Linked DNA regions of Homo sapiens: regions 2 and 3 are each linked to region 1. A link is an interaction called in ENCODE POLR2A ChIA-PET data of the cell type or tissue named here. Cell type or tissue: MCF 10A. All regions are shown on one strand.

Region 1 (8,000 bases):
AAATTAAAAAAAAAAAAAAAAGAAAGGACCTACCATGCACAGCCAAGGAACACCATCGATTTGCTTTGCCTCCTTCGCATTGTTACATAAACCTGGAAACAGGCATTGTCAGGAAAAAGGAAGTTAGCATATTCAAACTCTAATTCAGATTCCAACACTCATTAATCATAGAAATTTGAAAATTAGACACAGTGAGGACAAAGAGCACATTCTAAGTGAATACCAAAGGAACACTTACTATCTCCTTCCTCAATTCAATGCATTTTTGCTTTCTTTGGTGTATATGACAACTGTTTGCTCATGCTCACAACAAAAGCACTAACTGTGCATACAATCACTCAGTGTTTTGGTTTTATATTGCCTCTTCTGTGTATGATTTTTTTTCCTTAGCTAATTATTGTCTTCAGAACCGAACCACATTTCAGGAAACAGCAGATTTCCTCACACCATCTATAAGAGGGCGGGGCAACATAAGAGGCACTGGGTAAATACCATTTTTCATTAACACCTAGGATTTACTTTTTCGCATTCCTCCAAGGCACAGGAATGAGAAAAAGAAAATCAAGTGGGAGAATTCAATTCTACAAACAATTCCTGTAGCCCTAATAAGCGCACAGTATTGTGCTGTAGCCCTGTCCTACAGAGGTACATAAAAAGCTTTTCAGTCATTGTCATATAGGTCTTCAGAACACCCAGGTGAGATAAATAATTAGCAAATGAGGAGCTGCAATAAGTAGCATGCATAAGCCAGCGGAGAGAGAACTTGTCCTGTGTATTTGGGGACTTGTGGAAAACAGAGGCCTCCTATCTCCCAGACTTATATTCTATCCACTTTGGAAAAGCTTCTCCAATTCCAATTTGTACCCAAAAATCTATCCCAAGAGTAATTTATTTCTAATTATTCCTGACATTGGCACAATTAGAGGACCTCCGAAAAATCTTCTAAACATTTGCCTCTTGTATATAAAATCTCATTCAGAATAATGATTCTAAATGCAAGGAAATTTTGCTGATTACATCCCTACTTTATCTAAATTATTATTCAGTGCTCCAGTTTTCCATAAACTTTTCTTTAACCTCCTATAATTACTGTAGCTACAAAAAAGCCTTGGATTAGCTAACTTGTGCCATCTAAAGGTTATAGTAAGAACTTCTTTAGCCATGAAAAAAAAAATATTCGCAGCAGACTTTCTACAAAATGAATTTGAAAAAATTGTTTTGTGTAAGGTTTAAATATAAAACAGGTAACAACGGTTTGAGCATATGTTATTGATATTATTTCAAATTAAGATAAAGGAAAAAATCAAGAAACCTCTGGAAGTCTTAGCTTTATCAATCGTGGGATCTTAGGCAAATTATTTTAACCTCTCTGACCTCATTTCTCATTTATAAGACAAAAAGTCTGAACGTGATTTCAAAAGAAACCTGCTAATGTAATTTTTTAATTTTATGAAATGAAAAACTTAAATTTCTAAGTACGTGAAATTCAAAGAAATGGGTAGGTTAAAAGTGGGTTAGTGTATTAAGACAGAAGTGAAATAAGCTCAAAGATTTTACAGTCCTTTCTCTTCTTTTCAAATAAATATTGTAATTCACAGGATCCCGTGTGTGTGTGTGTGTGTGTGTGTGTGGTGTTGTATATAAACACTTTGACAGATACTGGCCAGCTGTTCATCAAACGATTGCCTCTTTTCTGGGAATATGGTGGTGTACATTTTCCAGGCTCCCTCACAATTAGACTCTGACAATGTGATTGAGTTCTCCCCAAAGGAATGTAATTAGAAACATGTATGCCACTTCCATGTCAAGCCCATAAAAACTTCACATGTATGACCGTCCATGCTCTTCCTCCTTCTGCTGCTTGATGTGGACATGTGTGACAACTTTGAGAGGAACTGGGTGTCCCAGTTATCACTTGGAGGAGATTCACCTCTCTACCAGAAAAACCCATATAGAATTGTATGTGAACAAGAAATAAACTTATTTTATGTGTTAGCCATTATATATCCGTGGCTTTGTTACATCAGTTAGCCTCTAATAAAACAAGTATTTTGAATTCAAATTGGCCAAGGACAGATTTATGCTCCTTCCTTCTGGGATCCCCTTAAAAAAATGCCAGATCTAAAATCATGTGAGACATATGACTTTCTAATTTTACTTGTGCTGTGAACTTAAATAAGAATGTGCAAATCTTGTCACCTCAAGAAAGGAAAAGAAGAAAGCACCAGGAGCCATTTTAAATAGGATGACACAATCCGAGCTACAAGGAAAGTAGAAACAGCCTCTAAGGTAGCCCTGAAGTGGCTCAGTGCCTAGTACAATGTCTTCTTGCACATAACTCATGTTCAAAAATATTTCTTGAATGAAACGAATGAATGAATGAATGGCTCACAAATCTAATTATTTCTGAAGTAGACTATGAAAAAAGGATCTATTATGTGTGCCATAGAATGGCTGGATTTTAATGCATTTAGGACAAGATTGTTATCAGCAATATCTGTCAGTGTAAAAGAAAAATTCTATTCATAGTCGGTCATGGTGGTGGGTGCCTGTAACCCCAGCTACTTGGGAGGCTGAGGCAGGAGAATCACTTGAACCCAGGAGGCAGAGATTGTAGTGAGTCGAGATTGCACCACTGCACTCCAGCCTGGGAGGAAGAAAGAAAGAGAGAAAAAAAGGAAGGAAGGAAGGGAGAAGGGAGGGAGGGAGGGAGGGAGGGAAAAAGAAAGAGAGAGAGAGAAGGAAAGAAAGAAAGAAAGAAAGAAAGAAAGAAAGAAAGAAAGAGAAAAAGGAAGGAAGGAAGGAAGGAAGGAGGGAGGGAGGGAAAGGAAGAAAGAAAGAGAGAAGGAAGGGAGGGAGGGAAAGAAAGAGAGAGAGGAGGAAGGGAGGGAGGGAAGGAAGAAAAAAAGAAAGAAAGAAAAGAAAGAAAGACGAAAAGAAAGAAAAGATTCTATTCATAATCCATACTCTACTGACTTGTTGGTCCATCAGTAAGCTGGGGTATTTGAACATTCACTCAATAAACCCAGCCTAAGCTTCTACCATGAGCCAGGCTGTGTTCTGCCCCCAGGGGTGCATGTCCCCTCTCTCTAGCGCTCCCCACTTGGAACCTGAAAACTTTACAGGGAACCTCAGCAGGCTCCCAGCCTCCTCTGGGTTCTTCAGTGTTATCACCCTCATGCGTAGAGTAGGACTGGCACAATGATTCAGAGCACACTCTTGAGTAAGAACACCTAGGTGAAAACTTGCCTCTGAAATTATTATTGGCAGTTTGGGAAAGTTACTAAAGCTCTCCTTCCCTGTAAGTAGGAATACTAACAACACCCACTCCTCTGGTTGAGGATTCTTTGAGAAACTCCAAGTTTAGCACACTGCTTGGCACATACTAAGTTAAATCTCAGTGAGGCTTAGATATTTCTCTTCTTTGAGAAGATAAGACTTTAAGATGGTAAGAACTAGTTGAAATAACACCATAGAGCAAATCATAATTCCTAGGTTGTAGTTTCAGGACTGCTGCTAAATAGATATTTTAATGTCATTTAATGTCCCTGAGTCTCAATTTTCTTATCATTTAAATGAGAGGGATGGCCAGACAACTTGCATTTTTTCTCTCAGCTCTATGATTTAATGACTTATGTCTTACTCAGGTCTCTGTAATCTAATGCTCAACACTTTGTTCTATTCATAAAGTACAGGCAGACAATTCCATAACCTCCCTCTGACACCTACTCCAATTATTTTAAGCCATGAGAGTTCACTTCTGGCATCTTTGCCATATGGGAAAATGTGTAAGAGGAAAGGCAGGTGGAGCCCAACGGGACTCCAATGCCCTATCAAACACCCTGAGGGCAGATGTTATGGCCAAGCGTGTGTGATCCACAGACACATCTGCAGAGAGCATCAGTATCTCTCAGAAGCTGCCACATTCATCTCCTAGCAAAGTACCTCAGGCATAAATAGTAGAATTCTAAGCACAGAAAGCACTCCAGAAATATCTGTTGCTTTGTTGATGTAGAACCCTCATTTTCTGATCCTAATGAACTGCATTTAAAGAAACTAGGGGAATAAGTATGTTTCTTGCTTCAAGCAAGGAATTATATAATTTGTTTTTCTAGAGCCAGCACATAGTAGATTCTCAATATGTGTGTGTTTGATGAATTTAATCATTGTGAATCTTCTGGCCCTGTGTTGAGGAATTCAAGCTACCAGAATCTTAATTTAGGATTTATGTCTCTCTTAATAAAGCTTGTGGTTTATCATTATAATAATGTGCCTCAATGAATCACTTCTCCCTGTGCCTGTGCCCCTTTTTCAATGTGACATTGCTGTTTCTCTGATGAAAAGGTGAGACTTTTTCCTCATCCCTTTGAATCTGGGCTGGCTTTGTAACTTGCTTTGACCTTTAGAATGTAATAGAGGTGACACTGTGAAAGTTCCAGACCTTCGACCTCAAGACTCCTTAGAGCTTCTACCTTTGCTCTGTTAGGACCCAGCCACCATGGAAAAAATCTTGGGGTTAAATGCCAAGGAAAGACTCTGTGAAGAAGGAGGTCCTACCTTTGCAATCATCCCTGTCAAGGTCCCAAACATGATGGTGAGACCATCTTAGACTCTCCAGCTCCAGTAGAACCAGCTCTGTGAGGGAATCTGAGCAAGACCAGTAGAAGAACTGCCCAGTCAATCTGCAGAGTCATGAGATACAGTAAATTGTCATTGTCTTAAAACACTGAGTGTTGGGGTAGCTTGTTACACAGTAATGAGTAGTCAATACAAAACTATTTCTGAACCCTAATCAGAACAGTCCCAAAAGAAGAGGTTTTATAAAAATTTGACTATAACAGCAGTTCTATGAGACAGAGAAGGGGGAAAAAGGGGCAAAATATTAAATACATAAAATACCAGATTAAGTCAATATGCAAATTATGCAGGAAATAAAATTCCGAAATTAAATAACACACTAAATCTATTAGTTTTGGGGCTCCATAGAAAACAGTTTCCAAACTGTAGACTTTTTAATTAATCCATTATTTATTAGTTATTACTCAGTGTTTTAGTTATCTATTTCTGCATAACAAATCACCTAAAAGCTTAGTGTCTAAAAGGATAATAGTCATATATTATTCTCATAATTTCTGGGGCTCATGTATATGGGGGAGGCTTAGTTGGGCAGTTGTGACTCAGGGTGTCTCATAACTTTGCAGTCAAGGTGTATGTAAGGACTACAATCATCTGAAGGCTTGATTGGGGCTGAAGGATCCACTTTGAGATGTCTTGCTCATGTGGCTGGCAAATTTGCTCCTCTCCTTTTGGGCCTCTCCTTGCAGCTCTGTGTGTCTTCACCACATAGCAGCTGGCTTCCCCCAGAAGCAGAGAGATTCAAGAGATCAAGGGAGAAGCTGAAATGCCTTTTATAACCTAGCCTCCAAAGTCTAACATCTTCACATCTGTCCATATTCTATATGGGCACACAGAGCAGCTCTGACTTAATATAGGATGGTACTACATAAGGGCAAGGATTAGTGTGGATCCTTTTAGGGGACCTCTATTGCCAAAAAAATTGAGAGCTCATACTAAAAATGCATATGCATCAGAATCATTAAAAATAATGTTAGAAAGTCAAATCAGAAACCATAAAGAGGCAAGAAGGGAACTATTTGTGCCTGGGCCTTCAGGTAAGATATTTATTACAAGTCTACAATTTCTTAGGAAAAACCCTTGAGAGCAGATATGTTTCAGAATTTACAACTTTTTTATTCCAGAAAGGTTAAGAGATACATATACCATATATTACACAATACCCTCCAGTAAGGCCAGGAGCAACAATGTAAAATCAATCACATTGTTATTTATACCACAAAATGTGTGAATTTTAAAACTAAGTAGAATAAAGACTTTAAGTGGTCTCACAACCATTTAGGTCAGATTTTGACAACAAAAATTTTTTTTAAGCCTGGGTTTTTAGAGCTTTTTGGGTTTCTGAATTGTGGATAAAGGATTGTGAGCCTGGAGAAGTTGTGAGCTCACAGGTTCAGGACATATGGCTACAGACTGCCCTAGATTTCATGCATCCATCCTTATTTCCAGGCCTTGCTTCCCACCAACGCCCTTGTACTGCTGATCAAGTTTGTCACAAACTCAAATTCTCAAAGCTGATCCATTCATATTTAGGGTCTCCTGATGTCATATTTCTATGCCATAGATTTTGATTTGGAAGTTAGCTTTTCATAGTGCCCAGCTTATCCCCAGTCTTGGTTTTCAGGTTTGTAACCACCGTTTAACACTGACAATGTGTGTTATCCGTTGCATTGCTTAAAAAGTAAGATAGTTATCAAACTTTAATCATCAATTTAACTGAGTTTCCTAACAACCAAGACAAAAAAGCATAGAAGTTGTTTGAAAGAAACTGATGTTTTCCTTACATCAAATCCTGATAGGAATTTTGTCAAATATCCTATCATAAATACATATTTCTCATCTGATAATGACACATCCAAAGCAAGACACAACATCCCCAGAAGTCACAAAGTAAAGGATCATTCATTTGTATAAAATAAAAATATGAAATTTCTAAGCAGAGTTAAAAGACAACTGACAGACTTGGAAGTTTTACAGCATGTAAAATAAAGAATTAATGAGAACTCTCCAAGTTAATAGGAAAAGGACAAAAAACTAGTGAACAGGAAATTCACAGGAAATACATTTAAATGCCTGATAAACACATGAAAAGATTCCTGACATTGCTAAGAATGAGGAAAATACAATTTTTTTAGGTGAAGTACTAATTTTTATTCATCAGATGGGTGGAAATTCAAAAGTTTGATAATATCAAGTTTTTACAAGGGTGTAGGGAATAGCACTCTCACACTCTTATCTGTGGACATATAAATGGTACAAACTTTGCAAAGGTTATTTTGGCAATATCCATCTCAATATAAATACAAATACCCTTTAACCATTTATTACAATTCTAGGATTCTATTAGCATATGACATGGTTTGGCTGTGTCCACACCCAAATCTCATCTTGAATTGTAACTCCCACAATTCCCACATGTCATGGGAGGAGCCCAGCGGGAGGTGACTGGATTATGGGGGTGGGTCCTTCCTGCGCTGTTCTCATGATAGTGAATGAGTCTCATAAGATCTGATGGTTTTAAAAACAAGAGTTTCCCTGCATAAGCTCTCTCTTTGCCTGCTGCCATCCACATAAGATGTGACTTGCTCCTCCTTGCCTTTTGCCATGATTGTAAGGCCTCCCCAGCCATGTGGAAATGTAAGTCCATGAAACCTCTTTCTTTTGTAAATTACTGAGTCTCAGGTATGTCTTTATGAGCAGCATGAAAATGGACTAATTCAGCATATATCCACAAAAACACAAGTAGTAGGAGTTTAACTACAGCATTTCTTGAAACAGTGAAAAATGTGAACAACCTAACTTTCCATTAATAGTGAAGTGTTTAAAAAAGAAACAACTATGATATAGCCTAGGAGTTAGAAATCTATTGGCCCCTGAGCCAAAAGTGGCCTATATCCTGCCTTTGTACTGTCTCCAAGCTAAGGATGGTTTTTAAAGAATTGAGGACAAGGAGGACAAATAAGAGAAAGAGAAGAAGGAGGAAAAAAAAAATGACAATATGTGACAGAGATCTTAAGTGACCCAGAAAGCCTAAATATTTACTATCTGTCCCTTTACATAAAACATTTGTTATAACCATGAAGATGAAGGGAAAATTAGGGTAACTATGGTTAACCTAATTGCCAAGCAGTGAAATTAACAAATTTATCCTATTCCTATCATCTTTAAGGCTACTGTGCCACTATCCGATAGCATTTAAAGATATAACTCTCTCAGTGCCCCTTTGAAAGTTCGTGAGGCATTTAAAACATAAGCCCCATTTAAAAACACACACACACTAACTCAAAGTGGCTGTCTGTACTGATCACTATCACTAACGAGTGGTTATCTATGGTTCATGGCTCTCAGTTGACCAATGTTGATAT
Region 2 (8,000 bases), 190 kb before region 1:
TTCAATACTTGTATGAATAAACTGAAAAATTCTCACAAGACCATTGGGGGCAGTTCTACTAATCTCCCTGTAGCCCTGCAATTTTCAAAGGCTTCATCACGCAATTCCCCTCACAACTTTTTGGTTCACTAATCATAAAGCCACACGGACAGAAAGGAAAGAAATCCCAGAGACCAAAAAGCCGTTTGTTTTGTCCATCTGGTCACATATTTATAGCGTTTCAGAGCTAAAAGTGGTATTAGAAGTTGCCTTTGAACAGTCCCATTTTACATGTGAGAAAACTAAAGTCTAAGCTCTTGGGTGAAGTGACTGAGCCTTGATCACCCAGCTGACAAGCACCAAAGCACTTCCCGATATTATTTCCTCCATATTCCTCTGCAGTTAGCCCCCACCAACTCCACCAGAAAGTATTTGTAGACTTAGGTATTTCCTTTAAAAGCCTCAGATGACTTTACTTGGGGTGTGGTGGAAGGGACCACAATTTTATTATAATTTACCAATAGCCAGGAGTTTTGTTCCACTAAAACATATGTATTGACTGATCTGCTGAATCTTGCTTTGGGGGGAAGGTGTTTTTTTTTGAGCCCATCTGAAAATGTTAAATGTTTCATTACTCTTAGATTATTAAATGAATAACTCCAGGGAAAAAATGTATCATTGTTTCTTATGAGTATTAAGACAAAGAGGCAAAACTTTCCATTTGACCACAAGAGGGCAGCTACAACATTTCCTGCTAGGTCTTTGGGGTTCTGAACTACGATCAACTGGGCATTTGGGGACTCAGCTTGCCATAGACTCCCTAATAATACCTTTCAACTGAATTCCCAATATGTCACAAAACATTCTCTCATGGTGTTTCCTGGGACGGTTTTTGTTTTGTTTTTAAAGAAATTATTTTCCAACTTCTTTCCAGATCTACAGAGTCCTCTGCTTTAGAACTCTGTGCCAAAGTTACCATCTACAAAGATCTTTGGAGACCAATAAATTGTTAGGCTAATTAGAAAACCCACAGAAAATGTTTTATTTTAATTAAGTTTGACCCCAGATAAAAATAAAAACAGTAATGATTATCTGATTCCACCACACTTAATAAAGCTTGCTCTAAGTGCTTCACGGGATTTGCCAAATATTTGCCTCATCTCAGCCTTCATTCGTCATTCCCATTTTCATGATATCCTAAAATCTTTCAAGTCAAAATTTATTGTGGAATTTTATCACTGAGCTAAACGGTGGGAGGTCTGCAAATAAAAAAGCAGAGATTAGTAATAGCTACATTCCATATTCTTATAGTTGCACAAAAACATAAATTCAAACTTAGTTCATCTGTTAGGTGCATAAAGAGTGGGGAGTTAATTTGAAAAGTAAGTGCTAGATTTTATATGTATATATGTGCATGCATCTGTGTGTAGGTGTGGCTGTGTGTATATACCCATTAATTTTTTTTGTTTTTTCACTAGTAATTATATATAAGTAGTTTGGAAATTTACTATTGATGTTTGTAGATTTTGAAGATGTACATAGCGATGTATTTCCTTCACATTTACCGTGAAGCCTTTCCCTTAACCATCTTATTTAAAATTGCAACCCCTGTCCCCCCAATCCCCACATATCCTGTCCTCATTCCCTGTTGTATTTTTTCTCTTATCAACATTTGACATACTTTATATTTTACTTGGTTTTTGTTAGTCTCCTTCACAAATAACCCCTCCCCAACTAGAATAAAAGCCCTATGACGAAGACAGAATTTTTTCTATTTTGTTTATTGCCATGTCTTCAAATCTTACAATAGTGCCTGACACATCAGAGGAGCTCAATAATGCAGCAACATGGTAAATTCACAAAAATTGAAGCATTTTTACTAGAAACTGATATTTTAAAATCTCTAGCATTGCTAATTTACTTCAGTACATTTAAGGAGACCTCCTAAAAAGAGATAATAGCCCACTATCAGAACTGAAGCATATTTCCTAAAGCAAGTATCTGAAACAATACGTGGGCTCATGATTATGGCTGAGTGTATACTCTTGAATGCTTAGACTCAGCAGGTCCTGTTTCCCAGAAGTCAATCAGACCTGGACTGAATTCTCAGCAAAAGTGGCCTCCAAAAGTTGTCACAGCATCACACAAGCAAAGCAGTGGGATAAAGGAAAGAGTAGTGACCTATCAATAAGGAGCCCATGGTTCTAGTTCTGCCTCTGCCACTAGCTAACTAGGAGTTAAACCATCCATCTAAATTGTTAGTGCTTTGATGTCCTCTAAAAAATAATGGATATAACACCCTGTTTATATCAAAGAACTTTGGAATCCAGTGAAATGTGAAAGTATTTTGGTAAGTATGGACTATTTTTCAAGTAGAAGATGTTATTAAAATCAATGTTGCCTGTACTGTGCTATGTAATGCCACCATTTGGTGTGGCCAGTCAACAATTTAATGGTTTAATGAACAATTCTAGGCTGGATCCAGTTCTATCAGTCAAGTGATGGTTTGTCAGGCCCTTCTTGGTACTCTAACCCCTAGGCCTTCTTCTTGCCGCTGTTGGGTTTATTTGACCCCAGAAGCTCTGCCCCATCCTGCCTCTAGGATGAATCCTAAGTGGAAACAAAAGACACTAAGGGAGCTCTATCGCCGTAACGAGGAATTCACATCATGTCACCGTACTTAGTTAGTCCAGCCCTGATCATATGCCTCAATGCTGGTAACTGGGCATCTTCTTTCTTCTCCTTCTGATAATCAGATCAAGAATTCGCCTCCTCTTGAAAGCATTTTCACAGTAGGTATAAATATTTGCTAAATTAATGACAAAAAGACTTTACACCAGTGTCCCTCTTGGTTTAGAGCTCTGCCAGGTCCTTGTCAGTACGTCCTTTAATCCCCTACCTCTTCACTCCTGGCAGCCTTCCCTGATGCTGGCTGACCATCAGTAGCCTACACCTGAGAGCATCAGAAGTACAAGATATCTTCCTCGATTCCTACTGCCACATTCATCCACCTTTAGGACTTCTCACTTATTCCATTAGACTCTGTAAAGCCAGCTGCTTTTCTGATCCATGCTTGCTTGTCATACCCAGTGGATACCACCTTCTATTTGCCAACTGTTCTCTCTCAGGGTCTAAAACAGGTCTATATCCTCAGGGCCTGCCTCACTTGGTTCCTGTTCCAGCTCGTGGCTTAGCCATACCACAGGACCCTCACTGGGTTAACTGGAAAGATGCTGTTTAGTCTTGGCTACCATGGCAGAACCCTGACAGCACACAAAGCAGTGCAAGTAATATTCAACTTCAAAAAATGTTATCTTTCAAAAATATGCTTGCAAATAGATTCTCTAGCACTTGGGAATGCATGTCTCTACACCAACAACTCATACACTTCAGTAGTCATTCCTTCAAACACATTCACTGAGTATCTTCTTACTTTGCACAGTTCTTGGCACAGGAGAAGAGAAAGTGAGACACAACCTTGTTCCTCCAGAAGTTCACAGAAGAACAAAGGAGACAGTGATAGAAATGATACATATGCAAGGCAGCATTTGGAAAAATAGAGGACTATCCGCAGTACGGTGAGAACAAGAAAGAAGAGGTGAGCCCTCTGCCTGGGCGGATCAGGAAGGTTCCACAAAGAGACATTCCACTGAGGCCTAAAGAATGAGGAAGCATGCACCAGGCAGATGAGTGGAGAAGGGTGTTCCTGGTATGTGGTTGTCAGGTTGCCAGACCAACACCCAAGTGTCAATTTAACCCCAACTGTAGCTCCGCCAGTGCTGCAGGCTTATGTCAGAAACAGAAATGGGATAGGTTTTTGTAGGCCAGCCTGGGAATACTTGTTTCTGTTGGGAGATTAGCTCTAAAACCCTCAATAAAAGAGAGTTGGCCCTGGGCTTATGCCAACACATATGTACCCACTGCCACTACCACCACTCATCACCTTGGGCAAACAAGAAAAGCAGTTCAGTGTCAGGAGGAACAATTCTTGCACTTTCACTTTCTTTCACTAACTGATCTTGTGAATGCAAGGTCATGAGTAAGGCCTTTTGGGGACTGCACATACAAGACAGGTCCACACTCCAAGGAGCTTAACAACAGGCTATGCTAGGCCAGGTGCAGTGGCTCACACTTGTAATCCCAGCACTTTGGGAGGCCGAGGCGGGTGGATCACGAGGTCAGGAGTTTGAGAGCAGCTCGGCCAACATAGTGAAACCCCATCTCTACTAAAAATCCAAAAATTAGCCAGATGTGGTGGCACACACCTGTAGGCCCAGCTACTCAGGAGGCTGAGGTGGGAGAACCACTTGAACCCAGGAGGCAGAGGTTGCAGAGAGCTGAGATCATGCCATTGCACTCCAGCTTGGGTGTCAGAGTGAGACTCTTTTTAAAACAAACAAACAAACAAACAAAACAGGCAACAGGCTATGCAGGCAAGACCCGTGCATATAAAATAACTGAGAGTCCAAGGCAGTAGCTGCCAAAATAATGACACATTCTATAAGCACTACTGTCCTAGCCATCACTGCTTTCTGGAGAGAATAATTCAATTTAGTTGAAAAAGTGTTTTACATTAAATGCCCACTAAAAGTCTGTTGATTATGTAAGACTGCATTCTGAATTTCACAAGGCAGGATCCACCAAGTTCCATAAATGTAAATAAGTTTTCCTCCCAAAAGTAACAGGTTAAGTCAACTCTGGAAAGACTATGGGGAGTTTAATTAATAGGAATTCTGGTTTACTCAATACAAGAAACACATCAAACTGAATAGGTATGAAAAAGCATTTCCCACCAGTTGAAGCTGTCTGAATTAAAATGAACCGCCTTGGGAGGTAATAAGTTTCCCGTCAAGCTAGATAATTACTTGGCAGTGATTTGGTAGGGGTGATGCAAGCATTCAATGACCAGTAGGCTCCCTTCCAGTCCTGTGATTGTGTGAATTTCTGCAGCTCCCCCTTGATAACACAATAAAACCTGGGAACCCACACTGCAAGGTTTTCAATGTTGAAGATTAGCCATGGGTTAGGCTTATTCAGGGTACCAGAGCCTATTCTGAATGGTGGTGAGGAAACAGAGAATGGGAAGGTCGAACTTCTACCAAGAACCTGACCAAACTCCCAGGGTGCTAGTCAGTATCTGGGGAGAGCTTCAGAATGCCAAAACTCATTAGTGCTCAAAAAAGGTCATAGTTATTAGACAAGGGCACTCCATTATGAAGTCCTAACTAAAGAACTAAAAAAAAAAGCCCCTTGAAGACAAGATGTGTAGGATTCTAGAGTATTTTGAAAGGCTCTTCCAATGCTGACCCCTGAGGGTCCCTCATGAATGTTAGCACATCCAGATTCTTGGGAAACTCCAAGCAAAGCTGTTGTCAAAGATGTGCCCAAGAAGAGTGCCTCCAAAAGTAAACAAGCAGGAGATAGACAAGACAGTTATACAGGTCTCCTGAGTAAAGTATACAGGACTGAGATGGTGAATGCAGAAGAGGAGTAACAGCCTGAGGGGACCCGGACAACCAAGAAACTGGTTGTTTAAAATCCTGGCATCTTGTAAATTTGTTTGAGTTCATTGTTGATTCTGGATATTAGCCCTTTGTCAGATGAGTAGATGGCAAAAATTTTCTCCCATTCTGTAGGTTGCCTGTTCACTCTGATGGTAGTTTCTTTTGCTGTGCAGAAGCTCTTTAGTTTAATTAGATCCTATTTGTCAATTTTGGCTTTTGTTGCCATTGCTTTTGGTGTTTTAGACATGAAGTCCTTACCCATGCCTATGTCCTGAAAGGTATTGCCTAGAAAAAAACAAACAATCCCATCAAAAAGTGGGTGAAGGATATGAACAGACATTTCTCAAAAGAAGACATTTATGCAACCAAAAGACACATGAAAAAATGCTCATCATCACTGGCCATCAGAGAAATGCAAATCAAAACCACAATGAGATACCATCTCACACCAGTTAGAATGGTGATCATTAAAAAATCAGGAAACCACAGGTGCTGGAGAGGATGTGGAGAAATAGGAACACTTTTACACTGTTGGTGGGACTGTAAACTAGTTCAACCATTGTGGAAGTCAGTGTGGCGATTCCTCAGGGATCTAGAACTAGAAATACCATTTGACCCAGCCATCCCATTACTGGGTATATACCCAAAGGATTATAAAACATGCTGCTATAAAGACACATGCACACGTATGTTTATTGCAGCACTATTCACAATAGCAAAGACTTGGAACCAACCCAAATGTCCAAAAATGATAGACTGGATTAAGAAAATGTGACACATATACACCATGGAATACTATGCAGCCATAAAAAATGATGAGTTCACGTCCTTTGTAGGGACATGGATGAAGCTGGAAACCATCATTCTCAGCAAACTATCGCAAGGACAAAAAATGGTCTCACTCATAGGTGGGAACTGAACCATGAGAACACACGGACACAGGAAGGGGAACATCACACACCAGGGCCTGTTGTGGAATGGGGGGAGGGGGGAGGGATAGCATTAGGAGACATACCTAATGTTAAATGACGAGTTAATGGGTGCAGCACACCAACATGGCACATGTATACATATGTAACGAACCTGCACATTGTGCACAAGTACCCTAAAACTTAAAGTATACTGAAAAAAAAAAAAATCCCAGCATCACGCAGTACCTCAAAGCAAATTGCAAACAATGTCATTCGCTGAGCTCCGGGTATCCTGTCTCTGAAACGATGCCACTGTGTAAGAAAAACAGCCCATGTTTGGATCCCTATTAAACCAATTCTGGGCTCTGTAACTGATACAGGTTTTAAACTCCCATGGGCTTCAAAAATCAGGGGACTGAATTAAAATTTTTTCACAAAGTCCCTATAAGTCCCTTATAGATCCAACTCTAGGATCTATAATCCCCATACACAAAAGAGAACATGTTATAGGAGAAGAAAACAGTTACCAGCAGGTCATTCCAAAACATGCTGGAAGAAACTAAATAAAGCAAAAAATCTTGATTTTTGATTTTGTTTCTATGACTTCTCATTTTTTTCCATTTTGTGACTAAACTGTGGTTTAAGTAGTTAAGCCAAATGAATAGAAGCGAAACCAATATACTACACACCAGCAGCATTCTTATTTTTGTGGAGAAAGAAAACAAATATGTGCTATTTGATCGTGTAAGAAAGATAAATCTACCAAGCTTCCACAGACAAAGCCCATTAAATCAATAGGGGTCTGCCCAGTGCCCAGGGAAACCCATCAAGAGCAGCCAAATTATTTCGTTTTTTTTTTTAAAAAAGCTATCAACTTAACATTACAAATCATTTGCTGTTCTCAAGAGAATTGCCTAGTATTGCAAAACTTGATAATTACTGATTCATGACTGATTTAGGAAAAACATCGGCTTAAGTAATCAGGCCAGAGTACTGCTGCTGACCGCAAGGCTGGCAGGAAACCTAGCTTTTCTTTCATGAATGTTTAACATTTTACAAAATTTAGCTTTTAGCATATCACCACTGGTTTGATTTTTCAAAAACCTGGGAATACAGAACATACCAGTTATGTATTATCAAGCACCTATCTTTTCTCTAACTTTTCTTCAAGTATCACTAACCAGAAACGCAGTGAATTATGAGAAAGTGATTCAGAAATCAGACTTGACATGGACTGTTTGCTATAAAATGGTAGATCTTAGACTCTTTGAAAGAACTCTACAGACACTATAAACTGACAGTACATTCTGTATAAAATAGCAGGAAGAATTTAATTAATGTTCTGAGCCAATCCTACACACCACAGGCTACACATGCCTACATTAGGGCAATACACAAATCTCTCATGTAAGCTTTGCTAAAGAGTCACTTCATGTGGCCAGCAGATAACAAGCATATCAGAAAATGTTCATCTGTACATGCCCTTGGGAAGATATTTTCCATAAGGATACGTGAATATCGTATCTCCATAAAGAAAACTATTCTCTCTCTGTTGGAATTGTTTTTCTGCTTAAAATTAAGCAATTAAGAATGTTTTCTTATTCTG
Region 3 (8,000 bases), 71 kb before region 1:
TCAGTAATGAATTATTTGGTGTGAAAGCAAGCTTGGGCCCCAGATCTTGACAGTTTTATAGTCCTTGGTCAAAGTTTTCAACAGCGTTTGGGGCAGGCGTGACTAGGCAGCTAGATTACACATACTGAATTTCCACTTACAGATACACAATGTTTACTTTTCAGGGTGAGCCAGTAAACCAGCTCACCAATTAGGCCACACATTCTTTGTGCCTCATGAAAGCTAAGCAAAGACTGTGGATGTAAAAGCCTCAGAAACACATGCAGCTGGAATTTCCTCCAATGTGCCGTCACACAATCTCCATGAAAAAGACTCTCAGTGACCAGTAGCCTTCTGTATCACAAGCACAAGTGTCTCTCGAGTGGAGAGTTCTAGTTCTGTGGGTTCTGAAGACCCACATCCAGGCAGATGAAAGGATCAAACTTCAGAAACAGAGGCAAAGTTTTACCAAAAAATCACCTAAACTCCTTTATGCTCCCTATCACTTAGCCTGTCATTCAAGTTTCTCCGCAATCAATTGTTCAACTTTTTAAACCAAACTTTCCTTAAATGAATCCTATGTTCCAATCAAACTGATCTTCTCATGGTATTCTAAATATGCAGTATGAATTTCTACCTCTCTGTCTCTGCTCAAACCATTGGCTCCACTCAGAATGTCATCATCCTGCCCTCCCTATCTCTTCTTCCTCATCATAAATCTAACACCTGCACCTAGACCCCATTCAAAGGCAACCTCCTCCATGAACACTTCTTGGCTACAGTGATTTCTGTCTTCTCTGGCCTCTTGTAGCATTAACTTCTTTTACACAAATTTGATGCTAATACTGCTACATGAACATCTTCATATCATCATAGAACTTTTTATGTATGTGTATTTTGCCCTCCCAAGAAACTGCCCAGCCACCTGTAAGCCACTTCTACTTGGGTGGCAGTCATACTGCAAATTCAACAAATCTACACCAAACCTATATCCTTCTTAAATATCTACTGCCAGAACCATCATTCATACATTTCAGCTAGGCTCAAAATTATGAAATCACCTTTGATTTTTCCATATTCCCCATATTCAATTAGTCACCAGGGCCTGGGAATTTTAGCATTAACATATCTCTTGCAACCACCGCTTTTTCCATTTCTGCTGCCAACACCCCTGTTCAGGCCTTTATTTCTTCATCTGGACTATTTCAATAGTCTCCCAATGGCCTCTCTATCTGCAGTTTATCCACCACCTCCAATCCAATCTGAGCATACAACTAGACTAATCTTCTCAAATACAGCTCTGACTCACATGATTTATCTGTGTAAACATCTCCAATGGCATCCCAAGGCCTACCAAATAAAGCAAAACTTCCTCAATCTGGCCTGAAGTGGGCCCAGTGTAGTGGATGTGGTAATGCCACCCAGATCCTCCTCTACCAGGATAATCATTCCCCTAGATACCAGCAATGTTGGCTTCTGCCAGGTCATAGTTGAACCCCTTGCCAGAAATCGCCTTTGGCAAAGGAGCAGTTTGTCCTGAGTTCGCCCCCTCCCCAGAGGTAGCCCACATTCAATGACTGATTGCTGTGAAGATACACAGCCCCAGCCCCTTGCCTCAATTCAGAACTTTGTGAGGTTATGCCAGCTTCTAATTACCACATGGGATCAGCTGACAGCCCTGTTGCAATTTCATTTCAGTTCAACTTCACCTTCTGCCATATCCTGCCCCTCTCACTCCCTCACTCTCTCACAGGAGTTAATCCCAAGAGCACTCCCCAATAAATTGCCTGCACTGGAATCTTCATCTCACAGTTTGTGCTCAGGAAACCCAGTGTAAGACACCCAACCACCTTTCTTTCATATCTTCCACTCTTGTCTTTTGTATATCCTCCACTCCAGTCAGTCTGGGTGATCTGCCATTCCTTTAAGCCATCTCATGCATTAACACTCACTCATTCATCCAAAAAGTGTCTACCGATTATCTAGAATGTTCCAGACTCTATAAGGAGTATTGGCCTAAATGAATATAGACAAGTAAACAGGCCAGTAGGATACAGTAGAAGCAGTGACTTCCCAGCTAACACCAGAGAAAGAGCAAGGGAAAAGAGTGTGCTAGATAGGGAAGAGCGTGCACGGAGTCTGAGAGATAGGAAAACCTGCCTGGTATGTGAGTGAACTGCAGGTGCACTTCAAAATGTCTGAAGCTCAGGGAGCTTGAGGAGTGGTGGCAAGAGATGAGGCAAGAGAGGTCAGCAGGTCCAGAATGAGAAAGACAAGAAGCCTTATTGGGGACCTGGACACTATCCTTAGAGCAAAGGGAAGATATTAGAGGGTTGTAAGGAAAGAAAACACAATGATCGTATTTGTGCCTTAGAAAGATTCCTTTGGCTACAACGTAGAGAAAGAATTACCTGGAGGGAAAGTTGAAGGGAAATGGCTACTGCAGTCATCCAAGCAAAAGATGATGGTGAGCTGACCCAAAAAGGTAGCAATAGAGATGGAAAGACCTGGACACATACAGAGATATAAAACAAAATAAAATATAAAAGATCTAGTGGTTCTTTACATGGAAGGTGTTGGGGAGGGAGGAGTCAAGATTATACCATGGTTCTGAATTGAATAACTGGGTGTACATTATTCACTAAGATAGGAAACTGAGGAAGATGCAGATTTGGGGAGAAAGATAATGGGTTTGGTTTTGAACATGCAGAACTTAAGGCATTTAAGTAAGAGCTGTGTATATGAATGTGCACAGCAGAAAGTTAGCTATATAGGTCTGAACTTCAAGAGGGCAGCCTGGCTAGAGACATAGGCAAGGCATCATCAGTATATATATACACTCATAGAAACCTGGAGATGAGATTGACAAGAGCCATCAGAAAAGCGGAAGTAAACACAGCAGAATGTGGTGTCTGAAGCCAAGAGAATAACTTCAAGATGAAGCAAGTGGACAACAGCATCAAATATTACTCAGGCCAAATAGAATAAGGACTAAAAAGAGTGTCCACTGATTAGAAAAGCCACTGTGCCTTTGCTCAAACTATACCCTTGGTTTGGGATGTCCTTTCCCACAACCAGAAACCAAAGAAACATTTTCCATCTTTCAAGGATCTGCTCAAGTTACCTCACATTTGCATATGGCAGTTTAGTGAACATCATCACGTTACCTCATTTACTGACAGTAAGATCTTGAGGGTTAAGACCATCTCTTATGCATCTTGGCATCCCCTTCAGCTCATTAAAATGTAGATGCTGTAGGTTCAGAAAAGGAGCCAAATGTGCAGGAAAAGGTTCATCAAAGAACAGAATCTAAGGGTTGGAAGAGCTGATCCACAGGGCAGAACCATTGCCTGTCCCTGCCAGCAAGAGGGTACACATAGGACAAGCCGCTGCCCATGTGGGAAGAGTGATGAAGAAATTTCCTTTACTGTTTAGAAAGGAACTCTAAATAGTCTTTATCCTTATATGCAAACTTAGTAAATGAAATGGTAAACAAGACTTTCCTGGCTTTTCATTGTGACATTAATTTTGTGGACCAGTTTAGTGCTAGATCTGGAACAAAATACCCACATCTTCCAAAGCCTGGCTGACATCACTTACCCAAAAGGGAGGCCATGAATAGCCACTGATAGCAGGCATTCATCTTCTGAGTTTTTTGTTTTGTTTTGTTTTTTTCTGGAGCGTAAACATCTAAAAAGGAAAGGCTTTTTGAACTAGGTGCAACTGCCAACTTCATTTACCCCCTCATATTTAATGAGCCTATTTTGCTTTATGAGTACTTCAAAAGAGCTGACAGAGAGGAGGAGGCTATGAATAGAAAACATGAAGCAACTTGCTGAGCCCTCATTGTGAGGTCGACAGCTTGCTTTGTCATACCCTTGCAGACCTACGTTTTCATGATTCCTTTTTCAAACACTTATCGAAATCCAAAGCAGAAGAGAATTCTTGATCTCCTCCAAAGTGTCAACATGAAAGACAATATTTTAAGGCAGCCTGAGGGAGATGTGGTCACCAACACAGTAACAACAATCAAGGTGGTAGTAATGCGGTACATTTTTTTGGAGGCATTAAGCCCAGTCCTCCAAAATTTGCTGCACAGCTGCAGGGATAGGAAATATTCTGCCCTTCCCCCATTCCTGCCTAAGCAACATTCCTGTTGAGTTGTCAAGAGGCCCTGGCATTTAGAACATTGGCAAATATTTACTCAACACCAGTAGAGTACTTTAAATACGGCGAGTCCTCAATGGTGGAGACACTCGACACCACTAACAAATAACCCTTTGAGCAGTAGCTTTTTATAAATGTAGGGAGGACAGAGTAGAGGAGATAAAAATTAATAAGGGTAGGAATTCCCAGCAGCTTCAATCTGGAATATGATGCCTAAAGGAATTTCAAGTTAGTAAGTTTGTAAATATCTATTAACACTAAGTACTGCAGGATTCTGGGTGGTCGCCTCTTTTCACCACCTCATTTTGCCATTTTGGCACTGCTTTCATATTAATGTTGTGTATAATATTGCACACTTCAATTCTGGGTGTCTTTACCCCTTATATTGTGGTTTCCACTGACAACCAGAGCAGGTTAAAAACAAATGATACACTTCACACTGATCTATCCCACAATTGCTCAAGGATGAATAGCATCATAAAAGTGGAACAAGCTGTATAAGGAGAGCACTTCAGGCAGGAGAAAGAGTCAGCTAAATCTGACACCCAGGAAGGAAATTAGGATTTAGTCCAATGCCAGCATTTTACATCATTTTTTTTTAACTTAACAAGCTGAGACATGAGTTTTACCAAGATCACATAATTATAAGCGTCTTCTCAGAATTAGTTTTACTCTCTGTGTTTCCTCTGTTTTTAATACCTATAATATTAGAACTCGATCGCAATATAACTGCATGCTACACTTTACAATCTTGTTTAAAAAAACATTTATTTTAGGTTCAGAGGTACATAGGCAGGTTTGTTATATAGGTAAATTATGTGTCACCAGGGTTTGGTATACAGATTATTTCATTATCCAGGTAATAAGCATAGTGCCAAATAGGTAGTTTTTTTTAATCCTCTCCCTCCTTCCACCCTCCCTCCTCAAGTAGGCCCCAGTTTCTGTAACGTGCAGTATTTGATATTCTGTTTCTGCATTAGTTTGCTTAGGATAATAGCCCCCAGCTCCATCCATGTTGCTGCAAAGACATGATCTCATTCTTTTTTATGGCTGCATAGTATTCCATGGTGTACCACATTTTCTTTATCCAGTCTATCATTTGATGGGCATTTAGGTTGATTTCATGGCCTTGCTATTGTAAATAGTGCTGCCATGAACATATGTGTGCATGTGTCTTTATGGTAGAATAATTTACATTCCTTTGGGTATATACCCAATAATGGGATTGCTGGGATGAATGGTAATTCTATTTTAAGTTCTTTGAAAAATCACCACACTGTTTTCCACAATGGCTGAACTACTTTACATTTCCACCAGCAGTGTATAAGCATTCTTTCTCTGCCATCTCCCTACCATATTATTTTTTTACTTTTTAATAGTAGCCATTCTAGGCCAGGCATGGTAGCTCACGCCTTTAATCCCAACACTTTGGAAGGCTGAAGTGGGTGGATCGCTTGAGCCCAGGAGTTCAAGAGCAGCCTGGGCAACATGGCCAAACCCAGCTTCTATAAGAAATACTAAAATTACCCAGGTGTGGTGGGCATGCACCTGTAGTCCCAGCTACTTGGGAGACTGAGGTGAGAGGATTACTTGAGTCCAGGAGGAGGAGGTTGCAGTGAGCCAAGATTGTACCGCTGGAGTGCAGTGGTACAATAAAAAACAATAATAATAATAGCCGGGTCCATTCCAAGATGGCCAAATAGGAACAGCTCTGGTCTGCAGCTGCCAGCGTGATCGATGCAGAAGATAGGTGATTTCTGCATTTCCAACTGAGGTACCTGGTTCATCTCATTGGAGTTGTTTTGACAGTGGGTGCAGCCCACAGAGGGCAAGGCAAAGCAGGGCAGGGTGTTGCCTCACCCAGGAAGTGCAAGGGGTTGGGGGGATTTCTCTTTCCTAGCCAAGGGAAGCTGTGACAGACAGTACCTGGAAAAAAGGGACACTCCCACCCAAATATTACGCTTTTCCCATGGTCTTAGCAACTGGCAGAGCAGGAGATTCTCTCCCGTGCCTAGTTTGGTGGGTCCCACACCCACAGAGCCTTGCTCACTGCTAGTGCAGCAGTCTAAGATTGACCTGCGAGGCTGCAGCCTGGCGGGGGGAGGGGCGTCTGCCATTGCTGAGGCTTGAGTAGGTAAACAAAGTAGCCGGAAAGCTCAAACTGGGAGGAGCCCACCACAGCTCAGCAAGGCCTACTCCTCTATAGACTCCACCTCTATGGGCAGGACGTAACTGAACAAAAGGCAGCAGAAACTTCCGCAGACTTAAACGACCCTGTCTGACAGCTCTGAACAGAGCAGTGGTCTCCCAGCATGCTGTTTGAGCTCTCAGAATGGACAGACTGCCTCGTCAAGTGGGTCCCTGAACCCCTTGTAGCCTAACTGGGAGACACCTCCCAGTAGGGGAGGACAAACACCTCATAAAGGTGGGTGCCCCTCTGGGACAAAGCTTCCAGAGGAAGGATCAGGCAGCAATATGTGCTGTTCTGCAATACTTGCTGTTCTGCAGCCTCTGCTGGTGATACCCAGGAAAACAGGGTCTGGAGTGGACCTCCAGCAAATTCCAACAGACCTGCAGCTGAGGGACCTGACTGTTAGAAGGAAAACTAACAAACAGAAAGGAATAGCATCAACATCAACCAAAAGGACATAACACACCAAAAACCCATCTGTAGGTCGCCAACATCAAAGACTAAAGTTAGATAAAACCACAAGGATGGGGAGAAACCAGAGCAGAAAAGCTGAAAATTGTAAAAACTAGAGCACCTCTTCTCCTCCAAAGGATCACAGCTCCTCGCCAGCAATGGAACAAAGCTGGACGGAGAATGATGTTGAGGAGTTGACAGAAGTAGGCTTCAGAAGGTCGGTAATAACAAACTTCTCCAAGCTAAAGGAGCATGTTCTAACCCATCACAAGGAAGCTAAAAACCTTGAAAAAAGTTACACAAATGGCAAACTACAATAAATTGTATAGAGAAGACCTTAAATGGCCTGATGGAGCTGAAAACCATGGCATGAGAACTTCATGATGCATGCACAAGCTTCAATAGCCAATTTGATCAAATGAAAGAAAGGATATCAGTGATTGAAGATCAAATTAATGAAATAAAGCAGGAAGACAAGACTAGAGAAAAAAGAGTAATAAAAATGAACAATGCCTCCAAGAAATATGGGACTATGTGAAAAGACCAAATCTACATTTGATTGGTGTACCAGAAAGTGACGGGGATAATGGAACCAAGTTGGAAAACACTCTTCAGGATATTATCCAGGAGAACTTCCCCAGCCTAGCAAGGCAGGCCAACATTCAAATTTGGGAAACACAGAGAACACCATAAAGATACTCCTTGACAAGAGCAACCTCAAGACACATAATTGTCAGATTCACCAAGGTTGAAATGAGGAAAAAATGTTAAGGGCAGCCAGAGACAAAGGTCGGGTTACCCACAAAGGGAAGCCCATTAGACTAACAGCAGATCTCTCAGCAGAAACCCTACAAGCCAGAAGAGAGTGGGGGCCAATATTCAACATTCTTAAAGAAAAGAATTTTCAACCCAGAATTTCATATCCAGCCAAACTAAGCTTCATAAGTGAAGGAGAAATAAAATACTTTACAGACAAGCAAATACTGAGAGATTTTGTCACCACCAGGCCTGCCCTAAAAGAGCTCCTGAAGGGAGCACTAAACACGGAAAGGAACAACCAGTACTGGCCACTGCAAAAACATGCCAAATTGTAAAGACCATCGACGCTAGGAAGAAACTGCATCAACTAACGAGCAAAATAACCAGCTAACATCATAATGACAGGATCAAATTCACATATAACAATATTAACCTTAAATGTAAATGGGCT

Evidence for each region. Peaks named below come from ENCODE experiments on the same cell type or tissue, not always from the same donor. Only the 100,000 strongest peaks of a DNase experiment are listed, where the experiment ranks them.
Region 2: POLR2A ChIA-PET joins it to region 1 with 27 read pairs; 5 of 35 experiments call an interaction of 5 or more read pairs at or near these places.
Region 3: POLR2A ChIA-PET joins it to region 1 with 15 read pairs; 4 of 35 experiments call an interaction of 5 or more read pairs at or near these places.

The regions. Positions count from the first base shown.
Region 1 is chr2:55,764,946-55,772,945 of GRCh38, reverse strand. LOC107985811 (a long non-coding RNA gene) reads right to left here. Exons shown (of 3, transcript XR_001739192.2): 2 at 4,558-4,682; 3 at 1-92. Among named protein-coding and RNA genes, the nearest start is that of PNPT1, 75 kb to the right of the region's middle. In MCF 10A, a CTCF peak has its summit at 1,131; DNase peaks (open chromatin) are centred at 1,115 and 3,235.
Region 2 is chr2:55,954,211-55,962,210 of GRCh38, reverse strand. All of the region lies in intron 3 of LOC105374690 (a long non-coding RNA gene), which reads right to left. Among named protein-coding and RNA genes, the nearest start is that of MIR217, 25 kb to the left of the region's middle. In MCF 10A, a CTCF peak has its summit at 706 (motif pointing right); DNase peaks (open chromatin) are centred at 730, 3,700, 4,850 and 7,350.
Region 3 is chr2:55,835,510-55,843,509 of GRCh38, reverse strand. All of the region lies in intron 2 of LOC112268416 (a long non-coding RNA gene), which reads right to left. Among named protein-coding and RNA genes, the nearest start is that of EFEMP1, 84 kb to the left of the region's middle. RefSeq lists enhancers at 5,410-6,186, 6,187-6,963. In MCF 10A, no CTCF peak of the experiment used is centred here; DNase peaks (open chromatin) are centred at 179, 3,839 and 4,149.